Linked DNA regions of Homo sapiens: regions 1, 3 and 4 are each linked to region 2. The links are chromatin loops, found by intact Hi-C in ENCODE. Cell type or tissue: GM12878. All regions are shown on one strand.

Evidence for each region. Peaks named below come from ENCODE experiments on the same cell type or tissue, not always from the same donor. Only the 100,000 strongest peaks of a DNase experiment are listed, where the experiment ranks them.
Region 1: it touches region 2 in a loop (2.2-fold over the local background); 3 of 110 quality-filtered maps call a loop at or near these places.
Region 3: it touches region 2 in a loop (2.0-fold over the local background); 2 of 110 quality-filtered maps call a loop at or near these places.
Region 4: a loop joins it to region 2, with 4 times the contacts of the local background. A loop is called at or near these places in 2 of 110 quality-filtered maps.

What each region holds. Positions count from the first base shown.
Region 1 is chr6:130,556,511-130,564,510 of GRCh38, forward strand. No RefSeq gene overlaps it. Among named protein-coding and RNA genes, the nearest start is that of TMEM200A, 190 kb to the left of the region's middle. In GM12878, no CTCF peak of the experiment used is centred here; DNase peaks (open chromatin) are centred at 1,231, 3,931, 4,811 and 7,700.
Region 2 is chr6:130,620,955-130,628,954 of GRCh38, forward strand. No RefSeq gene overlaps it. Among named protein-coding and RNA genes, the nearest start is that of SMLR1, 200 kb to the right of the region's middle. RefSeq lists a silencer at 5,230-5,524. In GM12878, no CTCF peak of the experiment used is centred here; DNase peaks (open chromatin) are centred at 3,307 and 5,047.
Region 3 is chr6:130,693,746-130,701,745 of GRCh38, forward strand. No RefSeq gene overlaps it. Among named protein-coding and RNA genes, the nearest start is that of SMLR1, 130 kb to the right of the region's middle. RefSeq lists an enhancer at 7,991-8,000. In GM12878, a CTCF peak has its summit at 4,380 (motif pointing left); a DNase peak (open chromatin) is centred at 4,366.
Region 4 is chr6:130,513,234-130,521,233 of GRCh38, forward strand. No RefSeq gene overlaps it. Among named protein-coding and RNA genes, the nearest start is that of TMEM200A, 150 kb to the left of the region's middle. RefSeq lists enhancers at 754-903, 3,930-5,129. In GM12878, no CTCF peak of the experiment used is centred here; DNase peaks (open chromatin) are centred at 728 and 4,338; H3K27ac peaks cover 564 bases.

The sequences.
Region 1 (8,000 bases), 64 kb before region 2:
AATTTCTATATTAATGATTCTAGCAACCTTCAGCAGAAAAGTGGAAGATTTTGTAGCATGCTGCATTCTCTGTCAATCTACACAAGCTTAATGTAAATACTACATATGTAGTAACTACATAATGTAATAGCTACATATATCACAAATACAAACAAACACATATTCATGCAAGGTACATTGAAGTAAATAAAGTTATGTTGAGAGAAAATACTGATGCAGATGTAGTAATTGATTAGTAGAAGGCTTCATTTATATAGATTGTATGAACCATGAGGTCGGGAACCATGTGTGTTTATATACCACTGTATTAGCACATAATACTGAACCTGCTGCAAAGCAAGGACTCAGCAAATACATGAATTAAACACAAATTGCCTTAGGAACTATGTCATTACCAAATAAAATGTAGTTGTTTTTGATTAATTTTAAAACCTAAATGTGAAAGCAAGACAAATTTGTACATCACATTGAGAAGCTTATTCATTTAATTGTCATTCATTCATGCTTCACTCTGAAAAGTAATGTCTTTAAGAAAACACACAAACAGGAAAAGATACATGAAGAAGTTGAGACAAAAAGAAAAAAATGCGAATAGATAATAGAATAAGGGCAGAGGGCATAACGTGTATATGCCATAGAATTCTGGACACCTGCCAAGGGCACAAATAGGATTTGAGTGTCTTAAAAAACAATGGAAGAGAAAGTTGCTCATAGAGGCCACATGTGCCACTGTCATCAGATATAGCTGGTCACCATTCTGCTTCTACCCTGATTCATTGGGCAAATACATTGTTTAATATTTATTTCCTGGGGAAAAATGCACTACAAAAATGTATTACAGAGACTACTCTTATTTTCTTAGCAGTCTTATTTTCTTTCAAAGCAAAGTAATTAAGTAAAATCCTGGTGTTTTCCTCTTCGTTTTTCTTTTTCCTATTCGTTCTTGTTTGGTTCTCCAATTGAGAAGCAAGTGAATTTTTTAAATGAAGCTTTGCTTTTTAAAGTTTCAAGGTTTATAATGAAGGAAAATGTAAAGAGAGCAGTTTCGATGGCTATATGTTTACTTATCTATAAATTCACTCAGTAGAAAGAAGAACCACTCACATAATTAGCTTGTGCATTTCCTTGGCCAATGTGTACTCATATTCTATATTGAAAACTCATGTAGAGGTTGCATAATGGTCAAGGTGAAAGGAACTGAAAATGATAATGCAAAAGGACTGTAGCTTGAGATTTATGACTTACATTGCAATTTAGACTTGAGTATGTACACAATGGCAGCCCACGGAGAGGATGAGGGCAAGGGAGACAGAATCGCTTGAGCCTGGCAGAGCAAATGAAAACACATCAGAGAGGTGAGTGACAAAGTGGAAGAGTTCCCTTCCCAGGGCAGCTTCAGAATTGCATTCTGTAATCTAGAGCTGGCTCCAGTGACATTTAACTGATCTACCAAACTCAGACAAGAGAATAAGATGGAGAAATGCAAAATCTGTCACTGGTGTTTATTTGATCTGCAGAAAGGCTGGATTCATATGTCTTGCCATATTTCTGTGTTCTGAAGGGCAGTGAAACAGATTATCAAGGCCAAGTGTAAAACTTTGGGAGATGAGTTTAGCCCCTAGAGATTTTAAAAAAGAAAATAAATGGAATTCTCGCTGAGAGCTTGTCCTCATTTGCTGTTCTCCTTTCTTCTTCTAAATTTAGATTTATTGTGTTTCTTTACATGTCATTTAAAATTTGCTCTGGGCTTGGGTCCAGAAATCAAGTATGTATTTTAAATAAACAAACATTCAAGGAACTTTCCACACATTTCTCAGAGTAATTTCTTTCAGCTCTTTGAATTTTATATTTGAGATAACATCTATAGCCCAAGTTTCAAGAACTTGTGTGAACATTAGAATGTCTCTGTGATTTAACTGGACTTGTACCAAAATACTCTAGAAGAAAACAAATACTTACTTTTTGCTATACACCTTGCTTTATTTCCTGCTTACACAGAGCCAGAGACTGTGCTATCTACATTATATGGATTATTTATTCTTACAAAAATCCCTGAGTTTGTTATTATTATTTATCTATCTACAGATGGAGGAACTGAGAAGTTCATCTCAATTAATAACTTTCCCAAGTTATCACATTAAGTCGTACCATCAGAATCTGAACTCAGGCAGCCCAGTTCTTGATCCAGGTCCTTAATCACCAAGTTATAGTTTTTACATTACATTCCAACTTGTCTTTATTTATTTTTATTTTTATTTTTATGTCATTCTTTTTACTCTGTAACCCAGGCTGGAGCAGAGGCACACTCATAGCTCACTGCAGCCTTGAACTCTTGGGCTCGCCTCCCACATAGCGAGGACTGCAGGTGCATGCCACCATGCCCAGATAATTTTTACATTTTGTTTGTAGAGACAGGGTCTCACTATGTTGTGTGGGCTGGTCTGAACTGTTGGCCTCAAGCAACCCTCCAACGTCAGCCTCCCAAAGCTCTGGGATTAGAGTCATGAGGAACCTGGCCTGAACCTTTATTTAATAAACTAAATATATATCCTTGGACATAAAAGAAGCTTAATTCATTGGCATAGTAAAGACTAATAAAAGTAAATATATATAGGTCTTATTGATGACACTAGCCATGTGACCTTAATCAAATCAGTTCACCTCTTGTTCCTCAACAAATCATTGTTCCTGAACAATGTCAGGGGCTCAATAAAAGCAAGTGGAATTGAGCTGACTTTTAGATACTTTTAGGTTTCAGCATTCTGTGTTTTCTAACTAGATGCCTGCCAGTGCCTAACATGCCTTTGGTCAGAGAAAAAACATGATGTTAGTCCAAGAATGTGTAGGCTGGGTTGGTGTGGCTCTGCATTGCACCACGGGCAAAGAACCCCCATGGTTACAAGTGGGAAATGTTCATAGCAAAGAGAAGGTGAATGAAGAAATACAAACCCATTTCCTGTATTAGACACATTAGTCAAAGCCCACACTTGGAATTCTATGGACTATATATTATTTTTAAACATAGCCTAATGCTATATTCTAAAGAAAGACTAATTTATGTTTATTCAGTGCCTTGAGTGGGACCTGGCTCATAGGGAAGGGTCATTCATAATTTTTAAACAAATACAAGGAAGGGGAAAATCCACTTGATTAGTATCTGTCCATTAGAAAATTGAGGTTGATTGCTGAGTGAATCAGGTTCTATGTTATTGCTTAAGTTTGAGAGGAAACTCATCAGTAGAGTTCCCAGTTGTTAAGTTCCAGGGGAACAGCCACATCATCTCTTTCTCCCTCCTAAAGACTCTTTCCTCACCCTTATACTTCTGTCTCTGAGCACACTGATCATAAGCTATTTTTCCTCCCTGTGTAAAAGAGAGAGAGAAGGGGAGAAGGAATATACACATATACATATAATAAAATAATTTCTTCCTTCCTATTATGTTGCTACAGGAATAACATATCTAATTAGATGGAAATTCAAACTGTGACATTTCCCATACTAAAGCACCAAGAATTCAGCATTAAGAGCAATAATAATAATATCAGGGACAATTATCACAGTGACTACCAGGATTATCTTCACATACCATTTGGCAGATCCTCATGTTCCTTTGTGACATCTCATTTTTAAGGCAGCTTACAAAGGACTTGTTTATAGAACTGATTTATAAAAATCAATATTTTTGCTGTAACGAAACACGTATTTTTCCTATTAAGCAATATTTCATGAACTTATTTATCCTCTGTAAAGGGAAAAGCATAAAACAGGTGAGAATACTGAGGAAGAAAGGGGTTAAAGGATTGAGGTCACATATTAAGGCCGTAAAAAGGTAAAAATAGAAATGGGGGTTTTCTGAGTCATAGCCCAGTGTTCCAGCCAATGACAGACCCTGTGCTGATGCACAAGCTCACATTAGCTCACAAAATAACCACGGGCACATTTCTCCTGAAACCAGGCCATGCACTCAGTACATGCCCTGATGCATGTGCAAATTAATTTTTGGCAGCAGGAAGCCCTGGTACATTTCAAGTCCAGTGTACAAGTGATTAAAATAAAGACACATCAAGTTTTTTCCTAGGTGAGAGAGCTAGAGTTCTAGGTCAGGCACTAACAATTTCTTGGGTTTTTAGAGTAACTTATAATGAGAAAAAAAAAAAAAAAAACACCAAATCATTTCATTTGCAGCATTGTTTTTTTTTGTATAAGCCACTCTCCTAGAACTCTCTCTTCTGTGCATAGTCCAGGCTTAAATGTATACACTCGGTGCTTGTAATATTTATCCAACCTATTTAGATATACATTGGATGCAATGCCATTTATTGCTCCTAGCAGAAAAATTGCAAGAATTCTTAAAGTGTTGTTTGATGTCTCAAGCCAGAAATAATGGCTCATTCCCTAAATAAAGGGGTTTGAAAAATTAGGGTTATACTTGGGGCATAAAGGAAGCATGTCAAATGACTCTGTAGTGAGCTCATTGGAATTCCTAGTGTTTTATTTTTATGATTGCTTTGTACTCTTTCCTGTTGAACCAACTACAGAGCCAGGTAACCTAATAAAAATCAATTGCATGAATTAAAAGATGTAATTATTGCATGGATGGATCAATGGATGGAGATATCTTAAAGGTAGAGGCTAGGAATAAACTGTGTCTCAATCCCTAGAGCCCGTTGAAGTATTGCACATCCTATGTGTATTAACCCATTCTCATGCTGCTAATAAAGACATACTTGAGACTGGCTAATTTATAAAGGAAAGAGGTTTAGTTGATTCACAGTTCAGGCTCAGGAAACTTACAATCATGGTGGAAGGGGAAGCAAACACGTTTTTCTTCACATGGCAGAGGAAGTGAGAAGTGCAGAGTGAAGTGGGAAATCCCCTTATAAAACCATCAGTTCTCATGAGAACTCACTATCATGAGAACAGCATAGGAGTAACTGCCCCATGATTCAATTACCTCCCACCAGGTTCCTTCCATGACATGTAGGGATTATGGGAACTACAGTTTAAGATGAGATTTGGGTGGAGACACAGCCAAACCATATCATTCTGCTCCTGGCCTCTCCCAAATCTCATAGCCCCACATTTCAAAACACAATCAAGACTTCCCAACAGTCCCCCAAAATTCTAACTCAGTACAGTTTTTTTTTAATTAGGAGACTTTTTTTAAAGAGCATTTTTAGGTTTACAGCAATATTTAGCAGGAAGTACAGAGAGCTCCCATATACCCCTCCCACAACATACGCACAGTCTTCCCTACTATCAATATCCCCCACCAAAGTGGAATATTTGTTGCAACTAATAAACCAACATTGACACATCAATGTTAACCAAAGGCCATAGTTAACATTAGGGTTCACTCTTTGTGTTGTACCTTCTACCAGTCTATCTCTATACAACTGTATAGAGATATATATTCACCAATATAACATTATTGTTTCCACGCCCTAAAATTCCCCTGTACTTCACCTACCCATCCCTCCCTACCTCCTAACCACAGCAACCTCTGGTGTTTTTACTCTCCATAGTTTTGCCTTTTCCAGAATGTCATGTAGTTGGAATCATACAGTATGTAGCCTTTTCAGGTAGGCACCTTTCACTTAGTAACATGAATTTAAGTTTCCTCCATGTCTTTTCATGGCTTGATAGCTCATGCCTTTTTAGCACTGAATAATATTCCATGGTCTGGATGTACTATAGTATTCTTATTTTTAATTTGGGAAAAATAAAGATCACAGAGTCCGTCCCATAAAGTAGGAGGAGAGGTCATCTGTTGGGAATGAGTGGAGGGGAATGTAACAGCTTGAAAAGGGTGATGTTCTGCAATAACCCTTGTTGGGTATGAGAAGAGTCTCTGGCTAAAGGCTAAACCACAGCACCTGTCCTGGTCATGAGCCCAGAGGTAGGAGCAGAGACTGCAAGTGCTTGTATAGCGTCACAGTTATTGTTTCCCGGCAAAGACACAAGGAAGACAAAGTGCTAAAAGAATTAGGGCTGTTGGTAGCTAGTGGGATGGACCATAGGGGGCTGGTTTGTTCATTAGTATCTCTTTTTAGAGTTTTAACTTTTATTATGAAAAATTGCAAACATAAAGTAGAGCGGATAGTATAATGAACTCATCATGTATTCAACACCCAGCTTCAATAATTAGAAATGTTGCAGTTTTGTTTTGTTTCATTTAATCTCCCTAACCTCTTCATGTTTTCTGTAGGTGTTTTTAAAGAACATCCCAGGCATCATATCATTTTATCCATAAATGCTTCCATTTACATATAAAACAGATAAAGACTTTTAAAAACCACAACTACAATGTTTCTCTCATAGCTGACAAAATTAACGTTATTTCCTCAATTTAACTGAATTCCCAGTGAATAATCAAATTTCTCTAATTATTCAAAAAATTGTAGATAGATGATTTTTTTAAATTGGGATCTAAATAGGGTCCACACACTACATTTGATTGATGTTTCTTAAGTTTCTTTTTATAGTTACGATTTTTTGTTGTACAATTTACATTTAATAAAATTTACTCTTTTTAAATCTGCAGTCCAGTGACTTTTGATCAATGAGAGTCATGGGGGTGGCAGACATGTTAAAACAAAAGAGTAACTTCAGAACAGAATCTTATACAAAGTCAAAGACACAGTTCAAATGATATTTTAAATTTTATATGAGGAAAGAGAAGGTCAGGATGTGATGTCTGGAGTAACTTGGAAAGATGTATTGAACTTGTACCACGGAGTAGAAGTGCGGGGCAGTGGGGTCAAGGAGACATTCCAGGTAGAAGGAGCAGCATAGTTCATTATGCAATAGAACTAGATTGATATTGTTAAAAATTCAAGCAAGATGAGGTAGGTAGAGAGAGAGAATGGTGGAAACTTAAGTTAGATAAGACAGACACCTTGTATGTCATACTCAAAAGCTTGGATCTTACCCTATGGGAATGGGGGAACTACTAGGAGAACAGAATTGTCATTTTAGAAAGATTTCTCTGTTGGTGCTGTGGACAAAGGACTGGAAGGAGTCTTGCACAGGTAGATCAGTTCATTATTGAAAAAATCAAAAGAGACAGCATGGGCAGTAGTGGGCAGTAGTGACAGGAGGAGAAGAGCTAAGAACTGGGAAAGACAATTGGCAGGTAAAGGACAAGTCTCAGTGAGTGACTGACAGAGGAAGAAGTGATAAAGGGGGGAAGCTAGTGAACAATCTAGGATGACTTCTGATTTGATGGCTTGAGAGACTCCAAAGAATGGTGTAACACACATTTTAGCTTTTGAGTCAATTAGACATGGGTTCAAGGGCCAAGTCTGACACTTATTTACAAGATATGTGATTTTGGGTAACTTACTTACCTCTCTAAGCCTCAGTCTCTCATCTAAAACGAAGATAAGCTACCTCCCAAGATGGCTGTGAGATTACATTATATGCAGTGCTAATCAGTGTTTGATAAACTGGAAGCACTCAAGAAATATTAATTATTAAAATTATCCAAATCTAAAGTCCCCGGTTGTAATGTGAATTCTTGAATAGAGGAATAACACAAGTATGAGTTCAATAATTGTGGGACCCTATTGAATGGAGAATCCATGAAATTTGTATGAGGGCAGAAACTGTGTATCAGAATGTTGGTTATAATATGACTCACAATTGAAACATACCGAGACCAATGCACACCAAGAGCAATACAATGACTAGCATGTGTCATTCACATTGTGCTTTTACGTGGGTATTCTCACAAGTCTTATGACAACACTAAGAAGCCATTCTTTTTATTTATTTATTTATTTATTTATTTTTATTTTTATTTTTTTTGAGATGGAGTCTCACTCTGTCACCCAGGCTGGAGTGCAGTGGCGGGATCTTGGCTCACTGCAAGGTCTGCCTCCCTGGTTCATGCCATTCTCCTGCCTCAGCCTCCCGAGTAGCTGGGACTACAGGCACCCGCCACCAAGCCTGGCTAATTTTTTGTATTTTTAGTAGAGACGGGGTTTCACGGTGTTAG
Region 2 (8,000 bases):
GATACCCGATGCCTTTAAGATGCTTAAACTCGTCCTTCTGAGATGGTATGGCTTGAACATCTTTCACTTGTTTGAATACCTATGTTAGAGCCACGTAATGACTTTATTTCTTTGTATATAGGTTGAGATTATTCTGTTAATATCTACCATAAAGAAATAGTCGTTCATGAGATTTTTAACAGACAGAAAAATATCTAGCCTGGTAGCAAGCATCTGAAAACCTGTTTTAGGATCCTGTTTCTCAGCTGATTCAGGGAATATGCCTTCTTTCACTAGCTTATTATTATGCTATAGAAAGAGCAAAGGCTTCTGAAATTTGAAAAACTTGTCTTTGAATCTGTCTGATTTATCTGACCTTGAGCAAATTACTTGACTTCTCTGATCCTCGGCCTCCTTATTTACAAAATGAGATAAATTATTCCAAATGTGCAAAGCTGCTTTGAGGGTTAGATGGAACGTATGAGAAACAACTAATAGAAAGTTAGAGACACACTGTAAGAGAGAGCTAATATAATTTTCACTTGCTGGTGTATACATTTTCTGTCATTGATCCTGTTAGTACAAGCATCATCAACCAAGCTGTGCATATATGTTGTCTTATACCATTTATAACACCATGTTGAGAATTCTTAAATCCAAAGCTCTGAGAGATCTGTAAGATTGTTGTTTTTTATCTCCAATCTTTGGGTGGTAAAACTTAACCTGAACTAATGTATACTATTTATAACTTTATTTTATTTCATTTAGCATGAATGCTTACAGGTTTTGCTGCAGAAACAGTAAAGTGATAAAGAACATTGCTGTAGAAACTACTAAGGGTGGAACATAGTACACAGTATATGCACCACAGTGTCTTTCCAATATCTGAATGCATCTGCTCCAAAGGTTTCATAGAAAGGACTATAGAATTCTAGTATTTTCCCTTAACTTTTTCTTACATTACTACAATTTAGCTGGCTTTCATTCATTATATATTTGTGTTTGACACAAATTTATTATTACTTTGCTAAACACAAATATATAATAAATGAAAACCAGCTGTTGTAGTTTTTAAACCACTTTATTAAAGTATGGTTGATACACAAAAAGTTGTACATGTTTAATGAATAAACCTGATGGGTTTAGAGATAACATACAGCTATGAAACTGTCATCACAATCTATGCTGTGAACATAGCCATCATCTCCAAAAGTTTGTATGCATGTATATATGTCTGTCTGTATATATTTTTATAAGAACATTTAATGTAGAATCTACTCTCCTAGAAAATTTTTACATGTACAATAAAGTATTCTTAACTATAGGCATTATACTATTCAGTATATCTCTAGGACTTACTCATCTTGCATAGCTGAAACTTTGTGCCCTATGACTAAAATCTCCCCATTTCCCTCTCTCCATGACCTCTGGAAACCACCATTCTACTCTCTGTTCTATGAGTTTGACTATTTTAGATTCCTCATATAAGTGATATCATGTAGCATTTGTCCTTCTGTGCCTGGCTTATTTCACTTAGTATAATGTCCTCTAGGTTCATCCATGTTGTTGCAGATAGCAAGATTTTCTTAAGACTAAAAAATATGTCATTTTATGTAAATATCACATTTTCTTTATTCATGTGTCTGCTTGGACATTAAGGTTGTTTCTATATCTTGCTACTGGGAATAATGCTGCCATGAACATGGGAATGCAATTATCTCTTTGAGAATCTGATTTCAATTCCTTTGAGTATATTCCCAGAAGTGAGATTGCTACATGGCAGTTTTTTTTTCCCCAGGGAATCTCCATACTGTTTCTGTAATGGTTGCACCAATATATATTCCCGCCAATAGTATATAAGGATTTCCCTTTTTACCACATAGTCACTAACACTTGTTATCTTTTGGGTTTTTTTTTTGGGGGGGGGGGTTGTTGTTTATAATAGCAGTCATAACATATGTGTGGTGATATCTCACTGTGGTTTTGATTTACATTTTCCTGATCAGTAGTGTTAAGCATTTTTTCCTATACCTGCTGGTCATTTCTCCTCCGGAGAAATGCCTATTCAGATCTTTTGCCCATTTTTAATTGGATTACTTTTATCTTTGCTATTGAGTTCGACTTTCTTATATATTTGGATATTAATCCTTTTTCAGATATATGATTGCAAATATTTTATCCCATTCTGTAGGTTGCCTTTCCATTTTCCATATTTCCTTTGTTGTGAAGAAGGTTTTTAGTTTGATGTAGTCCTCCTTGTCTGTTTTTAGTGTCATATTCAAGAAACCATTGCCAAGACCAATGTCATGGAGATTTTCTCTTATGTTTTCTTTTAATAGCTTTGCAGTTTCAGGTCTTATGTTTAAGTCTTTAATCCATTTAATCCAACATGAGTTTTGTGCATGCTGTAAGTCCAATTTCATTCTTTTGCATGTGTTTATCCAGTTTTTCCAACAGTAATTATTGAAGGGACTATCCTTTCCTTATTGTGTATTTTTGGCACCCTTGTTGAAAATCAGTTGATGTTATATGCTTGATTTTATTTCTGAGTTTCCTATTCTGTTCCAATTGATCTATTTGTCTGGTTTTTTTTTTATGCCAGTACCATATTGTTTTGATTACTATAGTGTTGGGATATATTTTGAAGTCAGGAAGTACAATACGTCCAACTTTGCCCTTCTTGCTGGAAATCCCTCTATTTAGGGTCATGTGTTCCATATGAATTTTAGGATTGTTTTCCTATTTGTTTGAAAAATGCCATTGGGATTTTAATAGAGATTGCATTGAATCTATAAATCACTTTGAGTAGTGCAGACATTTTAACATTAATTCTTCCAATCCATGAACATGGGATATCTTTACATTTATTTGTGTCTGCTTTAACTTCTTTCATCATTGTTTTCTAAATTTCAATGTACAAGTCTTCCACCTCCTTGGCTAAGTCATTTCCTGAGTCCTTTCTATAGCCATTGTAAATGGGGTTGTTTCCTTAATTTCTTTAATTCCCCAGAGATGTTTGGATTGCAAACAGATAATTCCACTAGCTATAGAAAAATCTATAAATGTTGACTTTCAGATTTATTTTCCAAGTATCCTTTGAAAGAAACAAATAGCATTTTTGTACAGATCCCCCAAAAATGATAATTTCATTTTTATATTTTAAGTCAATTTAAATTCAATCTTGAACCTAGAAAAATTAGAGTATTAGTCTGCTTCAATGCCCACACTCCTGTGAACATTGTCAGAGTCAAAATGGAGTAAATTGTGTTTAAAATTCTGGCAAATAGAGCTGGGAAAGTCCACGAAGGAAGGGTTCTCATGCATAAATGACTAATAGCAAGAACTATCACAAAAGACGCTGCAAAACCACAACTTTGCACAAAGGCCATGGCAACTTTACACAAAAATATACTTCTGCAAGGACATCTGCCCAGCAACTACCTGTCCAACCTCAGACCAGCAAGGTTATTGACTTTTTTAGCCAAGGATAATTACCTTAAAACAATTATGTAAACTTTATCATTTTTCTTTTAAAAATCCTGGTCTTCTTTTACCTTCCTGAATACGCACATAGTTTACTGTGGCACACATATTCCCTTTGCAATGCCCTATTTCAAGAAAATAAATATTTTCTTTTATAGAGCGTCTCTCTGCTTGTTATTAAGGTTAACACTCGCTGCTGCTTCTTAAAACACACCAAAAATAACTGTTTTTTCTTTCAGACTTTTCCTGAGAGAGCATATATTCAAAATTCTCTAGTTTTCTGTTTATTGTTGTCATTGTTATTGCTGCCTGTAAGACAACAAATATACCAAAAGCAAGAGAATACTTTCATCTAACCAATTTTTCATGCCCAACAAGTTGCTAAAGCAAGATTGATGAGTGAACGGCTAGAATAATAGGAAGAACAAACTTTTTCCTGCTGGTGGGATAAGCTGGTGCTCAGCTGGAAGCAGTTCTCTAACTGCTGAAAGAATAATGGAAACTTCTCTGGAACATCCTTAGGGAATTTAATACCTGTAAATGAGTGAAAGGAAAAAGGTACAATGTGCACAAACAAGCATATACACATCTTGAAATGAATTCTAGATCCTGAAGCTTAATTCACAGCTGCTAGTATTGAAATCCTTTGTTTAGAATAATTTAGAGCAAATTTAACCAGTAATTAATAAAATAGATTTTACAGTAATTGAAGTTAGATAGCGAAGTTGATAATTATTTTGGAGCTTTAGAATTTTTCTCTCTACAAACTAGATTTCTAAGAATATTCTTTTTTTTTTTTTTTTTTTTTTTTTTTGATATGGGGTCTTGCTCTGTCACTCAGCTTACTGCAACCTCCACCTCCCAGGCTCAAGCAATCCTCCCAAGTCAGCCTGCCAAGTAGCTGGGACTACAGGTGTGCACCACCACACTCTGTTAATTTTTGTATTTTTCACAGAGGTGGGTTTTCACTATGTTGCCCAGGCTTGTCTCAAACTCCTGGGCTCAAGCAATTCACCTGCCTTGGCCTCCCAAAGTGCTGGGATTTCAGGTGTGAGCCACCGTGACCGGCCCCTGAGAATATTCTTAAGATATTTACAGTGGAATAGGTAAAGTGAGTGATAGGGAGTGCTGAAGATAATAAACAGAACTCATTATCTGAAGTTATCAGTAGTTCGGTTTTCTCACAGTTAATCCATATTTATGAAAATAATAAGTTGTCAATCAAGAATAGAATCAATAAAAATATTTATTAATCTGCCATGTTAAGACTACAGGCACATAAAAACAAAGAGATTAATTCAAACATTTCATCTGCATAATACCTCAAACCTGACTATTTAAAAGTGGTTGGGTAATTAAGTAGACATTTCACTTTTTATACAAATATTTGGAATCTTTCCATGCCTAAGGTTTATTTTCTTCATTAAAGTGTTATGATTACTGCCACTTACCTGGGAAATAAAATGTGACAGGAAGTTCATCATGAAATGGAGATGCCATTCCCTGCCTGGGACTATTTCCCACTCTTGTTCCATCTGTACAATAGTCATTCTATAACCTCGGCCCCAGAGGGTCTGAGGTTGGGACTTAGCCTTACCAACCAAAGAAACAACTCCTGGTCTGAGTCATAGAGTCATAAATTTAGTCACATAAAACTGTCATCTTCAGTGACACTCATTGAAAATGTGCCTGGACCTATACAATTTCCTTTAAATTAATTTCAATTTCCAGGGAAAAATGATTCAGAAAGCAAATAACGTTAATGTTCTTCCCACAAATTCAAAATAATTTTGAGAATTTCACCACTATATAGTCAGTTATAAGATGGCAAAATAAAAACATTTTTCAAATTCTTAAAGCAGTGAGATGCTAATTGTTCATTTGTGAAAAGCCAGAAGCCCTGTTTTTAAATAACAGTGCATCAATTTCCAACTTGAAACAGATGTTGGCACTTGGGATGACTCATTATTCTTAACTCCTGTCGGAGCACTTGCCCACTGGGCCTCAGATTAAATTTCAGAACACAGGCAGCAGCACTAACTTCTGAGAAGAAAATGTCACTAGAATGCCATTTCACATCAGTGACAGTGGCTTCTTCAGAAAATTAAGCTTCATTTCATGTCTGCAAGAACAGTGACCATTGACTCACCACTGCGTTAGTTCAGCTTGCCCAATAATAACTACAGAGCTTCACTCTAAAATCAAGTGCAATAGCTGCAAACAAGCTTAGAAACGGGACTCAGACAGAGCACCTAATAACTGCCCTCGCAGTTACTTTTCTTCAAAACTCATTCTACTTCTAAAGATCTATAGAATATGGACATAATTTGGTCCTTAAAGTCTAAAATAGACAATGCAAATTTGGCTAGATGAATTTGATCATTTGATCAGAATCATCAAGCGCTATCAGAAATTTATCATTACATATTATTTTTTACTTAAGCTCAAAGACTTTATTTAAGTTTCCAAATCTTATTTAAAAACACATTCCAAATTAAGTTATGGGAGAGTGAACAGTTCTGTGTAAATTCTAATTTAACTTAATTTTTTAAAAGACGAAGATCTGATCTCTCGATCAGGAGGACTCTCTAAACTTGAAAGCATTGGAAGGTATCAGAAAGGAAAATAATCACTGTATTTGCTTTCCTAAAAATGTAAAATATATGTATCTAAAAAGTGTCATTCAAAAATTAAGAAACATATAAAACTGAGTAAATATTTATGATGAATATTGCAAAGGGTTGCATTCTTAATTTAAATTGATAAATGACCACCAAAATATCATTATACAAAAGACATGAGCAAGAAATTCACAGGTAAGGAAATATAAGTAGCAAGTACATTTAAGAAAAAAGTGTTCAACCTATCAATTAAACTGACAAGGTGTTATCTTTCTTTTAATAAATTGACACTATTTTATAAATATATTATTTTTAATATAAATATCATTTATTCTTGGCATTAGTATTAGTAGTATTATGTTAGTACTCTCAGTATTAGAATTAGTAGAATTATAAATTAGTCCCATCTTGCTAAAAAAAAAATGCATTGGCATTTTTTACTTGGAGCCTTAAAAATATGTACATGCTTTAGACCAGGAAAGTTTTACATACAAAGATCATTATTGCTATGTTCTTTATAAGAGTAAAATGTCCGAACCAACCTAGATGTTCAAAAATAGAGGAATATTTAAATTGATTATGAAATATACATATCCTATATTGTGTACAACTATGTAAGAATTTAAAAGTATACCTGCAAAGTATTTTAATTATAAGGAAACATATTTATGACATATTATCAAGAAAAAGTGTATACATTTTATAAAAATATAATCCTAAATATGAAAAAATATACCCATAGAAAAATACTGTAACTATACTTACACAAGTGATGATTATTACTTGGTAATTCACTATACAAGACAGTCCCCCTTCTTCGTACATTCTTATATTTTTTAATTTCCTCACAATAGGCATGTGTTACTTTAGTATTCAGGAAAAAATAAGCCTTAGTTTAAATGTGTATCAAAATGCTCACTTTAATTTTAAAAAACACATATTACACCTGTGACATTTGCAAAAGTAGTAGCAGAAAATAAATACATGTCTTGAAGAACTATAATTGGATTTAAGAACAGTTTGAACAATGTGTTTATTATACTTGGAAAAATATTCATTATAGAGGGTGACCACAAAGTCTAGAAATAAATGTGTATTATTTATCACATATCTTAATGTAATATCAATAATTCATCAATTGTGAATTTATCCATGTTTCCAGACTTGGTAGCCATCCTGTAATGAGCGATGGGATGTCAATCATTGAAAGGCATGTGTGGCAAATTTAAAAATTAAAAGAACTGAATCCATGACAACTTGTGATTCAAAGATCCCACTAAAACTTCATGGGATGGGGAAGAGGGTGATAAGAATAACTATAATGTTTTCTTTCTGGTAACCTCCCTTTTTCAGAAGGATCAATTAAAAGCCATATTAACACACTATACAGTTGATCAATAAAGTATACAATTTCTATCTGTGATCTTGCTTTAAACATGACAGATTTAATCTTAGAATAATCTGTCTCAAAACTGCTTAACAAGGCCAAACATGCATGTATTTTAATTAATCTTACTTGGACTAATGACAGAAAATACTACTGAGAAAATATTTTCACAAGAAACTATAAAGTACACTGCTTGAAATTAGCAAGACTTCTGAAAAGGGGCGTAAATGAAAAGCAAATACCTCCGGAAAACCTCTTCTCAAATTTGGGACTCTCTAGGTTTCTTAGTTCAGGGCCCAGAGGGCCGCCTCCAACCTGCAAGTGTGCACCAGAGTGTGCAGGGTCACTGTCCCTCCAGCAACCCTGACCCTTTATGCTTATATTGACGACTTTGCCTCTCATGCTCACTCATATACTGAGGATTCAGAGATGAATAAAATAATTTTTTAACAGAGGGCAAAATGTAACAATGCCTGTAAGAGAAAGCAGCTAGAATTATAAGGGTGGGAGGAATTGATTTTGGTAGATCA
Region 3 (8,000 bases), 73 kb after region 2:
AATAAAGTACTTTTAGAGATCCTAAATAGTTTTTTAGCTTGTTAACTCTATATCCTCAACTAAAGTCTTTTTTCATAATTGGGCAAAACTAAACATACCCTAGTCCATATGCATATTACCACACAGACAGACTGATACTGATTAGCTGTTAAATACCACTGTGTTTCTTTGTTAAGGAAAAGATTTGAAACAGAAAAACAGACAACTCAACTTCTAATTAATGCAGGTTCTTTCAAATGACTTAGAAGATAATATTTTGAAACTTTTCTAGACTTTGCTTTTCTCAGATGTACAAAGGAAAGATAACACTCAGAATAGTTTCAAAGAAGAGTCACACACAAAAAAATGACAGTAGTTAGGGAACTCTAAATTCTAAGAATTCTAAGAAATGTGACTGTCTGCCCCTGAAGAGCTCCAGGCCTCTGCACACGTTACTCCACTAACACTTTCCCAACAATTATATTCACCACCAGCAAAACTGATGACTATAACAACCGTATTAGAAAGACAGATATTGATTCACTAGAAATATGTACTATTAGAGTTCACTCTCATTTTAACATACCAATTCATATTCATATTTCATCACTGCTTTCCTGGAGTAATTTTTCCAAAAGATTAAACACAAAAATTTTTTCTGGGGCCTTAAAATAGCACATAACGTGATCCCATTGTTTACCACCTACTTTCCACACTCATCATTTAACCTTAAAATCACATGACAATTGTGTTTTACAAACGATTTTTATTACAACAAAATTCTTTTTGGAGTGATGAGTTTTGTAATCTTATTCTAATATAATGGAGGTTCATCCTGCCTTAAAATTAGATCTTGCCAACAGATGAAATAAAGGATCATTATTTACATAACAAAAGATGCTGTTTATCAAAAGATTCATTGCAAAGAAGATTCTTTTAAAGGGCAAGCTCTTCTACTACATTTAAAATACTTCAGTTTAGAACAACTGTGTCTTCCCGTAGCTTTTCAGTAGTGAAGTTGGAGCATCCGTATATTGTGCATATCTCATTACAATGACAGAACTTTACAAAGCAAGGAGCCGCTCAGCTATGACTCAATCAATTAGGAAAGGAGAAAAGCAGACCCAGCCAAGGAGAAACATGGAGAAGCAGCAGCAGGAAGGACAGAATAAGTTAAGAAGCATAAAGAAGGCTTTAAAAAATGAAAATTCTCAAATATCTGGGAGAACAGTGAAATAGAGCAACTCCGTGGCTTGTTTCCATTACATGTGATATAGTTTGGCTCTGTGTCCTCACCCACATCTCATCTAGAATTGTAATCCCCACATGTTAAGGGAGGACCTGGTGGGAGGTGATTGGATTATGGGGGCGCTCTCCCCATGCTGTTCTCATGATAGTGAGTGAGTTCTCATGAGAGCCAATGGTTTTAAAGTGTGGCATTTCCCCTTTGCTCACTTTGTCTCTCTCCTGCTGCCATGTAAGATGTGCCTTGCTTCCCCTTCACCTTTGCCATGATTGTAAGTTTCCTGAGGCCTCCCCAGCCATGCAGAACTGTGAGTCAATTAAACCTCTTTCCTTTATAAATTACCCAGTCTTAGGCAGTTCTTTACAGCAGTGTGAAAATTGACTAATATAACATGTATATATAATCAAACTCTTCCCAAAAGGTTTAAAAAGGTTTCTGAGGTAAGAACCTCTGTCTAGTTGTCAGTCCTTACCTAGCAATGAGTCCCAAGCATAGTAGACCCCAATAAATATTTGTTGAATGAAAGAAATGACACCAAATATTGCATTTGAATAACCTCTAATGAGCGTACCTTCCATTTTGGTACACCCAGGAAAATGATTAGGGGTAAGGGATGCCAGAGGGATTATTATCTATCTTTGTTCAACTTCTTATACAAACAAAACAAAGCCACCAAATCACAATTATTGATAAGGTGATTATTATCTCTTTTGACAATGAGATGAAATGTTACCTATATTCAATAATCGCACTAATCTAGTTAGTGTCTATGACTGCCAATAAATCTTAAGCAACAGATTCCATCCAAGTCCTCCGATTAGAGGGCAGCCTTGTATCACATCCTGACTCCCTACCCCCAGCTCCACCACCCATTCCAGATCAGGACCAAAAGCCCTCCTTGGAAAGGAAGGCCCTGCCTGCTGATCTGTCCTTTCTCCCTGCAGACAGATAGTGCCCCTACCAGAGTGGTCTACGACTCCCTTCTACCACTTGCCTGCATGCCTCTCAGAGATGCAAAAATGCCACAAACAGCAATAAGCTTCCAGTTCAATAATCTTCTGTTCAAACTGGGCAGAAGCTTCAGTTAATGCAGAGAATCTTAGAAAAGGATAAAATAAGATTTATGTCCATATATCCAAAGGCCATTGTCCTACTTGGTAAGTGTGAAAGCTGATTGCAAGAGGTATTGTGGTATTCTAGCTTTCATATGTTCTGTTTATGTAGCCAAATTTCCATTATTTTGGTAATGGAGGACAGGGAAGAAGTATAATAGATAATTGAAATTCACAGATAATCCCCAACCCAAAATCTTGGCCAGTAGTTACTACCTTAATGCCCACAAATCTTTGATCAGAGCATCCCAGCAAGAAATCAAATTGCAGAGCCACGCAGCTTCAATGGTCAACTTCTTTTCATTCTTCCAACAAACCTGCCAACCTTCTATTTTTCTCCTGCTATTCACCCCACCACTGCATCAGTTTTCCAGCATAGACACTTACTTAGCAAAACAGCAGAATTCGTGTGTTAGGAGGAAAGAGAAAGAGAAAAGAATCTGCAAAGCTATTCTCCTAAAAATGGAACATTGTCTTTGTACTTTAAGCAACTTTAGCAATGGGCTTCCTGAGTTGATTTTGGTCTCTCACAGGGCTTCCCATGTGTATTTGATTGATGGTTGTGCAAACTGGTTAACTAGCTAAAAAGACAGGAACCACTTGTTGTTGGCACCCTCTAAGATAGCCCCCAAGAGCTCCCACAAATACACCCCCTATAGCCAAGAAATTACAACAACAAAAAACTTTAAAGGGACATTGAACAACCTGTATTTTTAATGGCTAGCACTTGATCATTTTTTTAGTAGATTATTCTGTGGACAGTTGGGTTTTTTGTTGGGTTTATTTATTTTTTGTTTTGTTTTGCCTCCAAAGGACATATGCCACTAACGATATGTTCTACTTATTATCCAAAATTATTTGCCTCAGCCATTTGGGCAGGAAACACAGAGAATTACTCACAATACCATCACCAGTCATCTCTAGTAAGGAAATAGCGAATTTCTTCCTTGGCTCTTATCTCCAAGTCATTCATTCATCAGATCTCTTTATTCTTTTGTGCTGTGTCTCATCTTCTGTCTCTAATATCACAGCTGCCATTTCAGTCTGAGCCCTTATTACCTCTCTTGTGATTTCCAGCACTTTCTAATTCTCATTGTCCTTTTCCCCTCTTCTCCCCGTATTAAATCATTTCATTCCATTGTTTAAAAACTGCAGGTCTGTAATTACGCTCTCCAGGGACCATGGGCTAACAATAAAATGTTACTAACACTGTTGAACTCCAAAGGGAGTCCCTGACCAAAACTCTGGTGCTTCTGAATTGTTAAAGACAGGGTTGCAACTTAAAATTTGGAAATAAGTACAGTAAGTGAACATCATTTTTTATTCCCCAATGGTAATGCTGTAGTAATAAGCATTATTTTTCAAATGGATTACATATCTGTGTAGGATATGCATGTGTTGGAGGCTTTTCCTTAACAGTTTTTCCTTTCTTAAGGGCCAGAAGAATGGAAGTAAACCTCCCCCTTATAAATAAGAAGAGTCATTCAGAAATAGAGTGTTGCAATGAAGTCCCTGACTCTGAAGACTGACTGTGGAGTTCAAATCCCAGCTGCACTGCTTACTGGCTATGTAGAAGTCCTTCTGCCTCTATATATTTTCCTTATGTGTAAAATAATAATAATAATAACTATTATAGTGTTGTGAGGATTTATACAATTCTCATGTAAAATAAGAAAGAAAAATAAACTCATGCTAATCTCTATGACACACGTAGTTCAGTGCCCTGCCACATAATAAGCACATGGTAAGTGTTGCCTGTTACCATCATTTTCAGTCTCATTAACAAAGAGCATACTGGGAACTCACAGTACATGAGGGTCATAGAATGTCAAGGTTAAAGGAATTTAAGGGACTTTCTCTTTGGTACAATCCCCCTTCCTCCACCACTGGCCACCCCTAATTTTACAAAGGAAGAAAACAATTTAATTCAGAGGGTTTTTTTTTTTTTCCAAGAAGTGATTGTTTATTTTTTACTTTTTCTTTGTAACGCAGTAGACACTGGTTACCTCCGTACAGTGCTGCTCTTACTTTTTGGTGCCACCAAGTGGCCAAGTTTAATGGCGCAGTGATACATCCCCCAGAGGGAACCCCAATTTTTATAGCATAAGCTCTGTTTCAGACAGCCTTCAAAAGCTTTTCAATGCTCATCAATTAATGAGTAGTACTCTGGGTTGAGCAAGGAAGCAAAAGTTACCAGTGGCTCTCCAGTACACTGGAAATGAAGAAAATCATTCCTGAAAAAGAGAAGTAGTTAAGTGTTGGTGTTGGCTGAGCTTCAGCCCTTCCTTCCATGCCTGGAAAGCACTTTCTTATTTCTGAGTTTTAAGAAATGCATGTCTGGTCTTCTGGATAGACAGGAACCATTAGTAGTGTAAACAATATACACATTTTGAATGAACGCTCAAGTGCTAATAACAATATTTGCCTGGAAATTTGATGACCAAAGTGAAATATAGCTCTCAAAGAAAAAAATCTTAAAATAAAAGAATAAACATAAAATTTTAGCCAAAAAATTGCCATAGTGAATAGTCACTTTCAAATTGTTCATCTAATAACATTTTTAACCTTTTCATGAACAGCAGAATATAATGGAAAAAATTTTTTTCAGAAACATGTCTTTTACAAAGAACTTTGTACCTTTGAATTTATAGATTTGGAAAACCTAAAAGAAACCTTCAACTACTAAAAGTGATGGGCAGTCTAGACTCTAGAACAATCAATTCACCATTTTTTGTTTCATTTCCAGCTTCTATATAATGAAAATTATTTTTAAAAATCTTATTTTTTGGTAAAGTCTATTGTTTTAAGCTTTGATTAGTGAGAATGTTATGCATTTGAGGTGTCTCATTTTTCCCTAATCCTTTTTTCTTTTCTTTATAATCTTTTACATTCTTTATTCTATCTTGGTCAAGGATTATTCATTCTGGATATTATTGTATACAATTTTTTAGTTTTTCCTTCTTGTAAAATTTTGAGGTGAAATTTCACTTTGTAAAATGTTTCCTTCAAAATAAAAAAAAAATCCAAAGAGGATTTTTGTTCTTAAAAGACTCAAGATCTAAACAGAATTAAATCACTGAAAATTAAATATAGTTCCTAAAAATTATATTTTGAAAATATAAATGGCAGTATACCAAACAAGTCAGTGAAGAGAATTATGGTATAATTTAATTTTATTTCCTCTTATATTATTATTTAAAATTTTATAAACATTTGTAAAGTTATCTAACTCATGAATCTACTAATTCATGGTAACTACCAATCTAGGTTTTTATTTGACCATTTTAAAGTTCATAACAACTGTTTTGCTACATAAAGTTAATAGCTCTAACAATCCCCATTAATCTGAAGCATTTTAGTCTTACAATAATAAATACTTCAACTGAGAGAATTTAAACATTTAGCTGATAAGGAAATGTTCACATTACATTTGAAATGGTTATTATGCTTGAATGTGACTATTCAGACACTGACAATAAATACAAATGACAAGTTTTGTTCACACTACTAATGTTGATTATATTGATTAGAGACAATGAAAACTACGTGATGATGATTTGTTCATGGAGAGTTCAAGGATGCCACAAATGACACTACAATGAGCCTTTAGCTACTTGGCCTTCCAAAGCCCAAAGTCAAAGCAAACTTGAACTACAAATTGGAGCCAAACTCAAGGCCAACACTTGACTTTAGTGCAGCCCTTATGAAGGTACTCTGGAAGTGTGATACAGGGGTAATTGTCCAGGCAATGGAGTCATCCAGATTCCAGTCTTACCTCTAACTTTTTCTACTTGTTTAATCTTAGGCAAGTTGCACAAGCTCTCAGGCTTCAATTTCCTCATGAAAAAACAGGAACAATAAACTCAGAAGACTGATTGAGGCTGCGCAGATAATGCACTGAGCACAGGGAGTGTCCTGTAGTATACACTCAGTAAATCCTAGTTTACTATAGTTACTGTGATCATCTTCAATAATATTAGGATCATAATATCTACTTTGACGAGTCTACAAATTGGAGATTACCTATCAGTATCACTTAAAAACATTTTGTGTCCATTTAATCAATGTTAGTTGATATTACCTAGCCACCTGTAGAACTTTGCAAAATGCTATAAATACAACCTTAGTTTGTGAATTCAGAGCAAATGCAACCAACAGATGCATACTCAACTGAAATAGACATGTCATTTCTTTTTATTGACCCAGTGTCCTCATCTCCTTCCCATGTATAGGGAACTCTGCATTTTAAAATTTCTGGAGAATGCAGAGCCAACCTCTTCTCATAGAAGCTGAAAACACTTAAAAAGCTCCTTTCATGGTTCTCCCTGAAAGCAAAGCTTAAGCACATGAACTAAATTAAGCCAATCAGATGCACCTATCTATTTTTGCATTAAAGATTGTGATCTAGTGAAACAAGGACAAGAAATCATGCTGAGGGACGCAGAAGATGCATCAGCATCCACTTTCCAGGTGCAGCAATGCTGCTGCTACAAAGTGTGACATCCGGTGGTCAGTAGCAGTCGCTTTAGCGGATCTTACTCATGTGATCATGGCAAGAATTTGCTATGGCTCTAGATGTGTAGCCTCCTTTTTCTTGACTGTTTGTCAAACCTTGTACTCTAACCTTCTCAACAATTATGTGAGCTACACAGCACCCTTTCAATAAATTGCAATTCTGCTTAAGTTAAGCAGAATCCATTTCTGCTGATTGCCACTGAGACTGACATGGAAATTGGTAATAGGCAGTGGGGTGCTGGAGGTAGTTGACCTCCAAATGGGGCACTGACTAAAGGAATGGAAGTAATACAGTAAGGACTCCACAATTCCTTGCAGGGAAGAGTGGATAGCCATGAGGATTATGATTATTCACAACATGAATGGCACCCCCAGGCATTGTGTTTGCAAACTTATTCTGAACTAGGAAATGGTAAGCCTTATTATGCAGTTATAAAACTTGGAAAAAGTTGAAAGTAGCTATTTTTAAAGGAGAGAAAAAATGTAAGTATGGCTTTAATATTGAAAGTTCTTTCTGATGGAAACAAAAAACACTGGGAAGTCTGAAAGAGGGGAGGGAGGAAGGAAGTGTTGAAAAATTACCTACTGAGTACTATGTTTACTATTCGGGTTATGGGTTCAATAGAAGCCCAAACCTCAGCATCACACGATATATCCATGTAACACACCTGCACATGTACTCCCAAATCTAAAATGTTAAAAAAAATATATGGTATTCCTGGTCAAGATGGTCGAATAGGAAGAGCTCGGGTCTGTAGCTCCCAGCAAGACCAATGTAGAAGGGAGGTGATTTCTGCATTTCCAACTGAGGTACACGGCTCAACTCATTGGGACTGATTAGACAGTGGGTGCAGCCCATGGAGGGTGAGCCAAAGCAGGGTGGGGCATTGCCTCACCCGGGAAGTGCAGGGGGTTGGCAAACTCCCTCCTCCAGCCAAGGGAAGCTGTGAGGGACCGTGCTGTGAAGAATGGTGCACTCTGGCCCAAATACTATGCTTTTCCCACAGTCTTCACAACCAACAGACCAGGAGATTCCCTCGGGTGCCTACGCCACCAGGGTCTGGGGTTTCAAGCACAAAACCGGATGGCTGTTTGGGCAGACACCAAGCTAGCTGCAGGAGTTTTGTTTTTTTTTCATACCCCAGCGG
Region 4 (8,000 bases), 110 kb before region 2:
CTTATTCATTCCTTTTCATTGCTGTACAACATTCAGGTCCATGAAGATTCACAATGTAATCACCTGATCTTCTATTAATAGTCTTTTATAGGTAGTCTGCTACTTTTTCCATACAAACAATCCTGCCATAAACATTTGTGTATGTTTCCTTGTACATATGTGCAACAATTTCTCCAGGGTATAGTATTAAGAATGTAATTGCCAAGTTGAAGATATATGCATCTTCAACTTAGCTAAATATTGCCAAACTACTGTCCAAAGTTGGTTATGCCAATATAGATTCCCACTTGCAGTGTGTAAGAGATCCTGTTGATCTACATCTCTGCCAAGTCTTGGAATTGTCAGACTGACATTTTTAGCAATCTGAAGGGTGTGAGATTACATCTTATTGTGATTTTAGTTTTCATTTCCTTAGTTAATAGTGTTAACAAATCCACTGAAAAGGAAACAAAAATGTTTTAAATTAAAGAGACTTTGTTGCAGCAAGCAGTTTGCAAACCAGGGAGATGCAGCCTTCAGTACAAAACAGAGGTACACTCCGCCAGAACAAAGACAGAAGTTGCTTTTTATAGAGAAAGTTGTCACCCAGGTTTCCGCTTGTCTGCTGTGCAAATAAGGGGTGGCTGATTATTTGTTCTGATTGGTTGATGTTAAGATTTATCACAGGTTACAGTCTAGTGGTTAGGTCCAGGTGCCAGAATCTAGTGGTTAGGTCCAGGAACTTTCTGGCAGTGTTGATTGAGGCAGTGTAAACAGGAACAGATAGCTATGAGAGTCCCAAAGTTCCCCTAGCCTGTGGTTTTTCTGAGAATGCAGGATATGTGTGTGGTCTCTAGTCAGCAAATGGATACTTGGCTGCATTTTGAATTTAAGCCCAATTAGTCGCTCAGGATCCACCTTGAAGGATTGGCTGTTTTGGAGTTGACAACAGAAAGGATAACCAACTTTTCACATTTATTGGCCTTTAGTGTTTTCTTCTTTTTTGAATTGGCCACTGGTATTTGCTGCTCATTTTTAGTGGGTTACTTACATTTATTTCATATTGAGTTTTAGAAATTTTAAAGAGTTTATGGTCTGGTAATTACTCCTTTGTGGGGCCTAATGTGTGAAAATACCCTCTGCCAATTTATGCTTTGCCTTTGAGCTGTCTATGTTGTCTTTTGTTGTGAAGAAGTTTTAAATTTTAATATTTATTTGTCTTTATATTTGGGTATTTTTAAGAACCCATTTTCCATGTTAAGGTAACAGAAGTATTCTCTGACATCTATAAATATAAAATGTTTACTTTCCATATTTCTGCCTTTGGTCCACCTGGAATTCATTTGTGAACATTGGCTGGAGTAGGACTCCAAGTTATTTACCTCCTATTAAGTTAATACATCCTATTGAGATAGAACCCAATTTTTCCAGGACTATTTCTTGATTCATTTCCCCACTGCTCTGTAATGTGATATCTATGTAATTCTGTTCCTTGATTTAATTAATTCTATTTATTTGTTTATCCCTGCCCTAATACCATGCTGTCATGATTTCTGTAGTTTTATAATTAATATCTTAATCTCTCGTAGGGCTAGTCACCCTTTATTCTAGTTATAGTGTGAATGTTGACTTCTCATATTAACACAAGCAAAAGTTTCAGACATGTTTCAGACCTCATGAAAGACTGTCAGATAACTAGTCAGTACGGGGTTGTGGCAAAAGCATGGAGTACTGACTCAGGGACCATGAGAAGTGGTGCAATATTCACAAACGCTCTGGGGTTCAGTTTCCTCATCCTTAAAAATGAATTAACATGGATTGGCTTGTAAAAGTTGCTATTTTGAGATAGTGAGGGCAGGAAGGATGATGGAAAAGAGGAAGGTTTTTACAAAACAAGGAAGTACTCCATTTTAGGGGACCTCTCTGGGTAGGTATCTATAGCTAGAGAGGGCACAAATGGGCCTCTGGAAAGGACAGACCTGGCAGATCATGTTTAAAACATCTGCAGAGAAGCGCTTTCCAATTGGAATATAGATGGCTTACCTGGTGCTTAATGAGAAAGAATAGAATGTCTCCATGGATGGGCTATAGAGTGAGCTACTTAGCTGTAACATGAAACAGAGGTACAGCTATAAGAATCTAATGGTTTTGGAGGCCATAAGTTGAATTAAATATCTATACATTCTTGTGTTTATGCAGCTGGTCCTTGAGATTTCCTTTCCCTAGGAAAATAGCCATTGTACCTCACACAGCTGACAGTGTGTGTCTTATAAAACCCGACAGTGGGAGTGCCACCTACGCAATCCAAGGAAGGGAAGCACTTTGATCTTTATGATGCGGTGGTGGAGAGTATTAATAGCAAATGTGATTCCCCAGTTAGAACTTCCATGACAAATTTTACCATATATAGAAACTCTTGACCATCTTATTTTCTTAAGGTACTAATTGGTTTCTTTATTTTAAAGCTACAGAGCCCAGACCAATGTCGATACTGTTAACACCACTTTAACAGCCAGCTCTGTATCAACTCAGGGTTCCTACTGATGAGTAGAGAAAAATGAGACAGAATTTCCAGCAATGTGTATTAAAGACAACTGAAATTTAAAAGCCATTTTTGGCCTGGCATGGTGGCTCACGCCTGTAATCCCACACTTTGGGAGGCCAAGGCAAGTGGATCACTTGAGGTCAGGAGTTGGAGACCAGTCTAGCCAACATGGTGAAACCCCATCTCTACTGAAAATACAAAAAGTAGCTGGGCGTGGTGGTGCATGCCTGTAATCCCAGCTACTTGGGAGGCTGAGGCAGGAGAATCGCTTGAACCCAGCGGGGCAGCGGTTGCAGTGAGCCGAGATCGCACTATTGCACTCCAGGCTGGGTGACAGAATGAAACTCTGTCTCAAAAATAAATAAATAAATAAAAGCCATTTTGTCCTACTTTGAGGGCCTACAAAAAGGTGTTGAAATCTTATAAATTAAAAAATAAATGAGGTCTATAAATTGCCTATAAAACACCTAACCTTTATTGTCTCACTTGTTACTTCCAACAAACCTGTGAGATAGGTTGTCTTCTTCATTTTATAGGTAAGAAAATAAGGTACAGATGAACTTGCATAAATAATCAAGTTAATAAAGCAGAGCTAGGATTTAATCCCAGGTGACTTCTTGAAAGGATGAAGTCTTGACCACTAGGTGTTGCTTCCTGTGTGAATTAAAAAGCTGTTGGGCTTTTTTTTTTTTTAACTTTGTGCAATTTTTAATGATTTTTATTCCTTTTAACATATCCAACATCCTTGTTTTTATTTCATGGCAATGGTGTTGAGTTGTGAATGTTCTAATAGAGAAGCCAGTCTAGCAGTCTGAACTCAAACTTGCCATCAATGTTCATACAGTGAGAAAGTGTTATGGTTTGGCTCTGTGTCCCCACCCAAATCTCATGTTGAATTGTAATTTCCAATGCTGGGGGCAAGATGTGGTGGGAGGTTATTGGATCATGCGGGTGGATTTCCCCCATGCTGTTCTCATGATAGTGAGTTCTCACGTACTCTGATGTTTTAAAAATATGTGACACTTCCCCCTACACTTTCTTTCTCTCCTGCCGCCACGTGAAGAAGGTACTTGCTTCCCCTTTACCCTTCCACCATGATTGTAAGTTTCCTGAGGCCTCCTCAACAATGCTTCCTGTACAGCCTGAAGAACTGTGAGTCAATTAAACCTCTTTCTTGATAAATTACCCTGTCTCAGGTAGTTCATTATAGCAGTGTGAGAACAGATTAATACAGAAAGTATCCTCAATTTTTGGTGCATTCATTTTACATTCACATAGTTCCCTGAGCTTTATTCCATAATTTCACTAACTGTTCTCTGTAGCATGTGTGGGATCCTTCTACTAGACAGGAGGCATGTTGAGGGCAAGGACTGTCATTTTCTCTGCTTTATACTCCCAGGAATTAGCCCTGTTCCTGATACATAGTAGGCACTTAATAAATGTTTGCTGAGTGAATAATGAAGGGAAACTCCACCTTAAATTCTTTTCAAATTCTTCACTTTACCAATAATATAACTGGGGCAGAAATCAGCAAAGTCGACTTACCAAAGATCTACATTTATTGTGTGGTAGACACAAGGCCCCTCGAGTCCAGAATCTATGCCTAGTGCTGTTTTCTCCATGGATAACTAAAATCTATGAGTACAAATAGGAAGAAAGAGAGAGTCTGCCTATAGAGTGAAAATTGCAGATATATTCTGTTACCTAGCGACATCATGAGAAGTGTTTCAGTTTCATCTCTCATAAAAACAAAGGACACCATTGTTAGTATCTGACTCACATCAGTGCTGTGACAACGCAAGGTGTCTCAGCACCTGGAAGAAACCAGCAGCATTAGTAAGTGTTCCCATTATAGAACCACTAATGAGGCAATTTGTTAAACCAGCATCCCCCTGCAAACCAAAATCAGACAAATGAGCTGGTACATTTGAAGGTTCAGAAAAAACAAATTCTCAGTAGAAATAGAAATGAGTCTATGCCAGGTATTTGTGACACATTAAATTCATCTGAGGCAATTATCATGACTCATCATCAAATGGAAAACCTAGGATATCCGGCCTGTTCTGCTGGAAAAAGTGGTTGTGAGGGTGCCAGCAGGTAGGATGGTTTTATTTGGGAGGACTCTCCCTTCTCCTAATCCACTGAGTAACAATGCATGACCAGTAATATTTTCAAAGGAACTGTAAGGAAATTGTATTGATACTTATGTTCTGATATGATGAATTAGCAGACGAAGTAATTTCTTAACCTGACACTCAAGTCTTCTATGATCTGATGGCCACAAGTACCTCTGTACCCCGTAATACTCATTTTACTGAGAGAATATCTGCATCTCTTTACTCATGCTGTCTCCTACCTTGCCAACCTAACCTCCTCCTGTGCATCCACCTATAAGACCCCACTCTTGGAAATACTGGGACTTACGCCCTCCTCCTACACTCAGTACTGACCTAGATTCCAGCTTCAGCAACTCTAGCAACACTGCCCTTAACCTTTTGCCTTTGGAAACTTGGCAGCATCATCTTCGAAGGATCCAAACCCAGGCTCAAGTCCAGTGAGTTTTCTCTGGTCCTGTGCCTGAGCAGCCCAGCTGGCACAGCATGGGTAGAGACCACCTGTTTCCTGTCAGCTTCCCAATCCCCCTTCAAAGTACTCAATAAATGTGTGCTGCTAGGTGATGTGACACAGAGAGGGTTTTGTCGGATAGAAGAATGCTGCCACACATCTATTTTTACTTGACTTATTTAACAGTTTGGAAGGACATGCACAATTGCTCTACACAGTATAGATCTGGCCACCCAAGAGATGGCTCAGACTCACCAGGGGACAGGGGACAGCCAGTGCTGAGGAGTGCCTGCCTTTCTGCTCCTGGCTACACTGTGTCCCAGAAAAGACATTTTCTCACAGCCAAAAAGCAAGCAGTCACATCCCTGAAAAAGATATTTTTCTTAACTCTGCACCTAGAAAATCATTTGGAGGATGGTACTAGCAAGGACTGCTAGCTCTTACAGACAGATGACCTCAGAGAAGAGCAGGGGACTGAGGGGGGTGGAAATCCTGTGGTCTAAGTCTTAGCTTAGACTCTAATTGAGATGATAGAACTGTTACTTAACTAGCAGTTTCTTTTTGTCTCTTCTTTTATAAAATAAGGAAAATAAAATCCACCCTATTTGACAGATGGGCAAACTAAAGATAAAATCAATAATATATGTGAACTGACTATGGGATTGCAAAAAGCACAATGGATTGGGACATTGTTGAGATAATAATTGTTGCAGAAAGATATGGAACGTATCTTTCCAAAAGCCCAAATGTGCCCAAACGTGGTGGCTGATACCTGTAATCCCAGCACTTTGGGAGGCCGAGGCAGGTGAAACACTTGAGGTTAGGAGTTTGAGACCAGGCTGGCCAACATGGTGAAACCCCGCCTCTACTAAAAATACAAAAATTAGCCAGGTGTGATGGCACCCACCTGTTGTCCTAGCTACTCGGGAGGCTGAGACAGGAGAATCGCTTGAACCTGGGAGGCAGAGGTTGCAGTGAGCCTAGATCATGCCACTGCACTCCAGCCTGGGTGACAGAGCAAGACTCTGTCTCAAAAATAAAAAATAAAAAAAGCCCAAATGCCTTATGAAACTTCAGAGAGTGATCATAATCTTTAACACTTTTAAAGGGTTTTACAGAGCACTTTTACATAAATTATGCTACTTAATCCTTACATTGACATCAAATTATGCGTGATTATTTTTTCCATTTAAAAAAATGAGAAAACTGAATTCCAATGAGGTCAATCTACTTAAGACAGCTCAGCTGGTTACAAGATATTAACTGAAGTCTTTTGACTCTCATTTTCTTTTTACAATACTACTGTTTCAAGAAAGGGATTGCAGAAAAAGTTGGATTAAAAGCATTACATTTAATACTTTGTTATTTGTGCTAGACAAAAATGTCCTATGGGCATATAATATCCTCAGATCCCTTTCATAAACCAAATTATCCTTGAAAATTATTAAAAGATTGCATTCAGATTCATGTGTCTGTTAGGCTGATTAATATTTCCTACAGAGGCTATTAACTACCATAAAGAACATTTCCACCATTTTGCTAACTAAATAGACTTCTTCATTATGAAAACAAAAATGATATACGGAATTAGATGGCAGCTTTAATAATTACAACTAAAACCATATGTAAAGATACAGATGAAATAAATCTAAATGAAATCATTTTTCAGGCAGGTTGTATAAAACATCAGTAGCCTTTTAAGAATAATAGGTTTGCTTGATGATGGTTCTTAAATATAGGCTCATTAGGTGTCTTATTATTGACAAGTAAGAATATAGTACAAATCTTAGAATACTGTGTATATTTTTAAGTATAATTTTTTAATTAATAAAGTACATTTGGTATTTGAATGAGTAAGGTCAGGGCTAAGGGATCTGTTTTGCTCATCACATGAAAAAAAAAAAAGATTATTCATCCATTCCCTGTCCTCAGGGAGAGTGAAATATGGGAAAATTAAATGGTACTTGGCAGATGACATTTCTGAAGCCTGGTAACAGAAATGGTAGAATAAACATTCACAGAAGCCCCTCCTATGCCATAGGAAACTTGTTCTAATAGGATCATCCCGAAGATCCTGATGATGTGTCTCATCACTCTTTATTGCCCTCATTAGTCACAAATTAGATTACAGAATCAGCATTTAGTAAATCTCAGCCTCCTTCCTTTCCCAAACTAGCGACTCATCCTCGAGTTTAAGAAAGAACACAGGAAGGAAAGAAGGCAATATCCCTCTCTGCTATCTTTGCTGAAGCTAGAAAACTGACAACAATGTCTTTTATTTCTTGAAGTAAATAGCATGTCAAATTATTAATCAGGTTTTTTATTTTCTATATCTTACGATGCTTTGATATCTTGGGGAGTCTTGCTAATATGGAGAGACTGCCCCTCCAGGGGTCAGCTAATTCCTGGAAATAGCACAAGATTTCCCACCCCGTTCCCCCACCTTGCCAACACATTTTTCATAAGCAAACTAACCAATCCAGATATCCCCACGGTCTCCTTTATCTAACTGACACACCAAGCCAATGTTTCCCTGCCCTGAATCATTCCAGGGCCAGGTTTTAGAAGACTAGAAACCATCTCTATAGCCCAGAGCCCACCAAAATTAAACTACCCAATCTTCAGCTGTTCACCCTGTTCTGCACTCCTGTGGGAACCACATTAAAGGCCTGTGGTCATGTTTTCCCTCCTCTTCCTGCCTTCCGACTGACCTGGTGCTTCCCCATGTGACCCTGCATGGTGTGGCATATGCCCCCTTCTCTTGGGGACTCTGAGTACTACAACTTTTCTTTCAAAGGCAGTTGTTCTGCACCAGTCACCTTATCATACATGATTAAAACACATCCCAGGTACAAATCTCGAGGCACTTATATAGATGTTCTGTCGTGATGACTGTATGGAGAAAGGGGAA